2 separate regions of the Homo sapiens genome follow, and region 1 is linked to region 2. Evidence: read pairs that join two places in POLR2A ChIA-PET (ENCODE). Cell type or tissue: OCI-LY7. All regions are shown on one strand. Each heading gives the region's core, and the rest is flanking DNA. Links, peaks and the distances in the headings are about the cores only. Region 1 overlaps LUZP1 (leucine zipper protein 1). Region 2 holds the start of RPL11 (ribosomal protein L11).

Region 1 (2,913 bases), core at 267-2,766, 540 kb before region 2:
TCAATCCTAGGAAACATAAGACAATGTTGACCTCATTTACTTACAGGGCAGTACACAGTTCATAAAATCATTATGTGTTAAAACAATGTAATGTTCAAGAGTAAACTCAAGGTCAAATCCTAGCTTGGCACTGACCTTGGGTCAAACCGATCTCACATCTTAGGGACTTAGTTTTTTCCTCTGCAAAATGAGGATAATAATAGTTATCCTCATTAATATCTACCCTAATGGGTTGCTGAAAAGAGATTAAATAAACACATAAAAGGTACTTAAGTACTGTAGCTGTCATATAGAAGTCAGCAACTGGTTTCATCATTAGTCCTCAATGACTAAGAATTCTTCAAAATATCTGAATTATAAACTTAAATGGGCCAGGCGTGGTGGCGGGTGCCTGTAATCCCAGCTACTCGGAAGGCTGAGATGAGGGAATCACTTGAACCCGAGAGCCAAGATCGTGCCATTGCACTCACTCCAGCCTGGGCAACAAGAGTGAAACTCCATCTAAAAAAAAATTAACACTTAAATGAGCTGCTCATTCACTGGTGAATCACTAAAATGGCCTAAATCAGATAAATACCCGCAGATAATTGGGAAAACAGCACATTTTTGATAAAGCTGTTCCAGGACTTAACCAAAAATTAACTTTATCTCAACAGTTAACGTTACCAGTTAACTTGAAACTAGATAAAAACAGAGATTTATGTTTAGAAACAGAAAAATGCTGTCAGACCAAGGTAAATGATACCATTTTTCTATTTGAGTTCTTCAGCATCTGTAGAAAGCCTATGCAAATAAAGCCGGCCAGGCACGGTAGCTCACACCTGTAATCCCAGCACTTTGGGAGGCCAAGGCAGGTGAATCACTTGAGGTCGTAGTTCGAGACCAGCCTGGCCAACATGGTGAAACCCTGTCTCTACTAAAAATACAAAAATTAGCCAGGCATGGTGGCATGAGCCTGTAATCCCAGCTACTGGGGAGGCTGAGGCAGGAGAATCGCTTGAACCCAGGAGGCAGAAGTTGCAGTGAGCCGAGATCATGCCACTGCACTCCAGCCTGGGCAACAGAGCGAGACTGTCTCAAAAAATAAAAACAAAAAATAAAGCATTGGAAAGTGGGCCAGAAAAATACATTTCACCCTTTAATTATACTTCAGTTCGAATCTGTTCCTACACAGATTTGCCTGTCAGCAGACTAAACATGTTCCTTTCTTAGACAAAATTTAACAATATTAATTTATTAACGTTATAAATAAAATCACAGTGACATTAATACAACCTAATGTTTTCATTAAGAGAATTCCAATTTAATTGTAATATGGGTCATATTCATACCATGATTTGTTTTATAGAGGTTTCAGCACTGAAAACAAGTGCTGTTATTCAATGGCGCCATCTTGGGAGGTAAGACCTTCCAAGGATTGGGATGACTGGGCGCATCTTCCAATCATGTGGCCAAGACTCAAAACTTTTTTGACGTGCCATTTATAGGATTCTCAAAGACAAACCTCACACACACACAAAATGCTAGTCTCCACCTTTTAGAATAACATTTCATTTGTGGCCAAAAACAATGCTGACCACTCACTTCCTTCACCAGACTTTCCTATCTCCAAAAGTTAAATATAAGCACCTGCACAATGATGACTTACCAGAATTAAGAACACGTAATATGCTCTAAAGACAAATTCAAAAGAAATATACCAAATATTTCAGAATTTGGAAATGTCACTAAAATAAATACATAACTTTCCAAGGCAGGGAGCAGTGGCTCACGCCTGTAATCCCAACATTTTGGAAGGCCAAGGTATGAGGATCACTGAGCCCAGGAGTTGCAGACCAGCCTGGCAACATGCCAAAATCCCATTTCTAACAAAAGATACAAGAATTAGTAGATGTGGTAGTGCGTGCCTATAGTCCTAGCTACTAGGGAGGCTAAAGTGAGAGGACTGCTAGGGCCCGGGAGTTCAAGGCTGCAGTGAGCTGTGATCATGCCACTGGAGTCCAGCCTGGGTAACAGAGTGAGACCCTGTCTCAATAAAAAAAAAATAACTTCCCATTTGGAGAGTTCTGATGTTTGTTTTTAAAAAGCCGTCCTAGGCCAGGCACAGTGGTGCCTACCTATAATCCCAGCACCTTGGAAGGCTGAGGCAGGAGGATCGTTTGAGGCCAGGAATTCAAGATCAGCCTGGGTAACATATCAAGACCTGTCTCGCCAGGCACGGTGGCTCATGCCTATAATACCAGCACTTTGGGAAGCCAAGGCAGGCAGATCACCTGAGGTCAGGAGTTCAAGACCAGCCTGGACAACACAGTGAAACCTCATCTCTACTAAAAATACAAAAATTAGCCCAGCGTGGTGGTGGGTGCCTGTAATCCCAGATACTCAGGAGGCTGAGGCAGAAGAATAGCTTGAACCCAGGAGGCGGAGGTTGCAGTGAGCCAAGATCGCGCCACTGCACTCCAGCATGAGCCATAGAGGGAGACTCCATCTCAAAACAAAACAAAACAAAACAAAACAAAAATAATACATAAATCTTGCCCCTACCAAAAAAAAAAAAATTTAATTAGCCAGGCATGGTGGCATGCACTAGTAGCCCTAGCTACTCAGGAGGCTGAGGCAGGAGGATCGCTTGAGCCCAGGAGTTCAAAGTTGTAGTGAGCTATTATTGAGCCACCGCACTCCAGCCTGGGCAACAGAATGAGAACCTGTCTCTTTAAAAAAAAAGGCAGTCATAATACCTTACAGTTGCCCCAGAGATGACTATGAAACTACATAGTAACAAAATTGGAAATGTGAAATATCATACCAGATCTGTGTAAAAGCAGTCAAATGATACTGAAAAGTAATGAAAAACAACTGAAATTGTCTAATTTAAACATTTAAACTCATACTTCCATTATATTTGCTTCCAGA
Region 2 (2,913 bases), core at 207-2,706:
TTTTTTTTTTGTATTTTTAGTAGAGACGGAGTTTCACCGTGTTAGCCAGGATGGTCTCGATTTCCTGACCTCGCGATCCGCCCGTCTCGGTCTCCCAAAGTGCTGGGATTACAGGCGTGAGCCACCGCGCCCGGCCGCTGTTAAGTACTTATATGTGAATAAGCGTAAGAAAGTATTGCTTATCAATAGCATATACATTTACAGTCTGGAAAAATGGTTAGGCCAACCAACCAGAGATTGTCCACAAGGGTGGCTGAGATAGTGACACCTTTGCTTTCTGATGGTTCAATGTACACAAACTTTGTTTCATGCACAAACTTACTTAAAATATTGTATAAAATTACCTTCAGACTATGTGTATAAGGTGTATATGGAACATAAATTAATTTCATATTCAGACTTGGGTTCCATCCCCAAGATATCTCATTATGTTTATGCGAATATTCCATAATCCGGAAAAATCCCAAATCTAAAAACCGTCTGGTCCCAGGCTTTTCAGGTTAGGAATACGCACCCTGTAGTAACTTGCCCAAGGTCACATAGCTACTAGCTGGTCGAGACAGGACCACATCTGCCTGTCTTCAAGCTCGGGACTCTTAAACCACCACTCCTTTCCGTTTGTATAAATTCTATTTGTGCCCGGAGTGGTGGCTCACGCCTGTAATCCCAGCACTTTGGGAGGCCAAGGCGGGTGGATCATTTGAGGTCAGGAGTTCCATACCAGCCCGACCAACATGGTGAAACCCCATCTCTACTAAAAATACAAACAAATTAGACCGGTATGGTGGTGCGTGCCTGTAATCCCAGCTACTTGGGAGGCTGAGGCAGGAGAATCGCTTGAACCCGGGAGGCGGAGGTTGCAGTGAGCCGATATCGCGCCACTGCACTTCAACCTGGGTGACACAGCGAGGCTCCGTCTCAAAAAATAAATAAATAAATAAATTATATTTGTTTACGTTGTTACAGAATAAATTTGCGTCATAATTTGCATGATTGATTTAATGTAGTTTTGGCGTTCTCATCACACAAGGACCACCAGCTCGTGACACTGGGAGGAGAGAACGTCCTCAAGGTCCGGAAACTCAAGGACGTGCTGATTCGGGAGCTTTCAAAAACTATTTTTGGAAAACCCAGATCCCGGTCTTCAGCCAGCGTCGCCTGCAGTGGCTAGCACTACCCACAAGGGAGAAGCCGACGCTGCAGGGCTTTGCCAAATGCGCCTCTCTTCCTCGTCTTCATCTCTGTGGTTAGCCTGGGAAAAGAGCCCGCCTCCTGGCCCATAAGGCCCTCGGCCGGAAGCTCCGCTTTCTCTTCCTGCTCTCCATCATGGCGGTGAGTAGCTGGGACCTGGATTTGCTTTCCTTTATCCGTCGCCATCCATGGCAGGCCGAGCCTGCGGGGGCTACTTCGCCCGCAGCCCGAGGAATATGGAGCCCGCAATGCCTGCTGGCCCAAAACTAGCAGAGCCGTTCGAGCCAAGGACGCAGGGTTGAATTCTGTCACTTTCCCTGCCATCGTTTTAGGAGCGGCTCCGGGCACTTGCCCGGAGTGCTCAGAAGCACGGTCAGGAGGCTGCAGCGGGGGCAGATGGGGTGAATGGAGGGTTCTGAGGCAGGGGGGTCCGGGCCTTTTCCTGGTCCCGGGGACTTGAGACTTGCTCGGTGCTAGGAAACCTTAGTCGGTTGCTCCGCTTAGGGAAGGTGCCAGCCTTTAGACAGCTTCCGAATAGGATGCTGGACGTCGCATAACCACGTGTTTCCTGTTAACTGAGCAATTAAGTTCTGTTTCTTCGCTCACTCCCCTTAGTTGGCCTTACAATGGGGGCGCTCTTTGTTACCCTGAGCCTCTTAGGGTTCGATCTCAGTGTCCGTATCTTTTAACACTCAATAACTGTCCTGAGTTTTCTCTTCACCCGTTCCGTTCGTGGAGGAAGGATAGGTTCCGAGCTGTCTTCTTCCCTTGATGTCCCCTAAACATTATACCTTTTAAACATTCAGGGTCTTCGTTACGATTTGGGATGAGCAGAAATAAAAATGCTGTGCAGATAGAAAGTAGTAAAACTCAGGGCCCTCAGCTGTGAGTGTATTGACTGCTGCTCTTCCCTGTTGCAGCAGGATCAAGGTGAAAAGGAGAACCCCATGCGGGAACTTCGCATCCGCAAACTCTGTCTCAACATCTGTGTTGGGGAGAGTGGAGACAGACTGACGCGAGCAGCCAAGGTGTTGGAGCAGCTCACAGGGCAGACCCCTGTGTTTTCCAAAGGTGAGTAGTCACAAGGACATACAGGGTTTGCCTGCTTGGGTCGCTTGGTTGTTTCTTGATTTACCTGCTGTCGAGTCTGTTTAGAAAGTGACAGTCGGCATCACTTAAAGCATTAAATTCATGAGCCGGCCAAGAGGTGTCTTTTTTTTTTTTTTTTATTCAAGATGGCGTGTGGGATTGGAACACTAGATTTTATTTGAGCAGATCTTAAGCTAAGACTAGCCCAAGTAAAGATTTTCCTAAGTAACTAGGATATGAGATAGAGTGGAAATGTCAGGAACGAAGTAAAGATCATTAGATCTGATTAGCAGTTAGGGTTATATAGGCTGCATTAAGAACAGGGCTGTACGGGAGCATGAGGCTTCAGTGGCCTATATTAGTGCCACTGCACTCCAGCCTGGTTGACCCTATCTCAAAAGTTGTATACAGATTGCCTGGGTTTGAGTGATGGCTTCACCATTTGCTGGTCTGACTCTGGGCTCTCTGGACCTCTGCTTTTTTCTTTGCATAAAGAGGGTAATACTTTATAATTGTGGAAGATAAAATGAGTTGTACATGTGTAGTTGCTTTAGGACAGTGAAATATGGCAAGTCTTTGGATTCCACTCCTGCTTTTTGTTACCAGCTGTGATGTTTGGCAAGTTAATAAACC

The links. ChIA-PET counts read pairs that join two places held together with the same protein. Peaks named below come from ENCODE experiments on the same cell type or tissue, not always from the same donor. Only the 100,000 strongest peaks of a DNase experiment are listed, where the experiment ranks them.
Region 1: POLR2A ChIA-PET joins it to region 2 with 10 read pairs; 3 of 35 experiments call an interaction of 5 or more read pairs at or near these places.

What each region holds. Positions count from the first base shown.
Region 1 is chr1:23,155,300-23,158,212 of GRCh38, forward strand. The region is part of intron 1 of LUZP1 (leucine zipper protein 1); the gene reads right to left. Among named protein-coding and RNA genes, the nearest start is that of LUZP1, 12 kb to the right of the region's middle. In OCI-LY7, for the core only: no CTCF peak of the experiment used is centred there; no DNase peak of the experiment used is centred there; H3K27ac peaks cover 493 bases.
Region 2 is chr1:23,690,498-23,693,410 of GRCh38, forward strand. It overlaps RPL11 (ribosomal protein L11), which reads left to right and starts at 1,309. Exons shown (of 6, transcript NM_000975.5): 1 at 1,309-1,332; 2 at 2,112-2,262. The coding sequence starts at 1,327. RefSeq lists an enhancer at 1,271-1,590. In OCI-LY7, for the core only: CTCF peaks have their summits at 1,157 and 1,907; DNase peaks (open chromatin) are centred at 1,234 and 1,734; H3K4me3 peaks cover 1,978 bases; H3K27ac peaks cover 1,773 bases.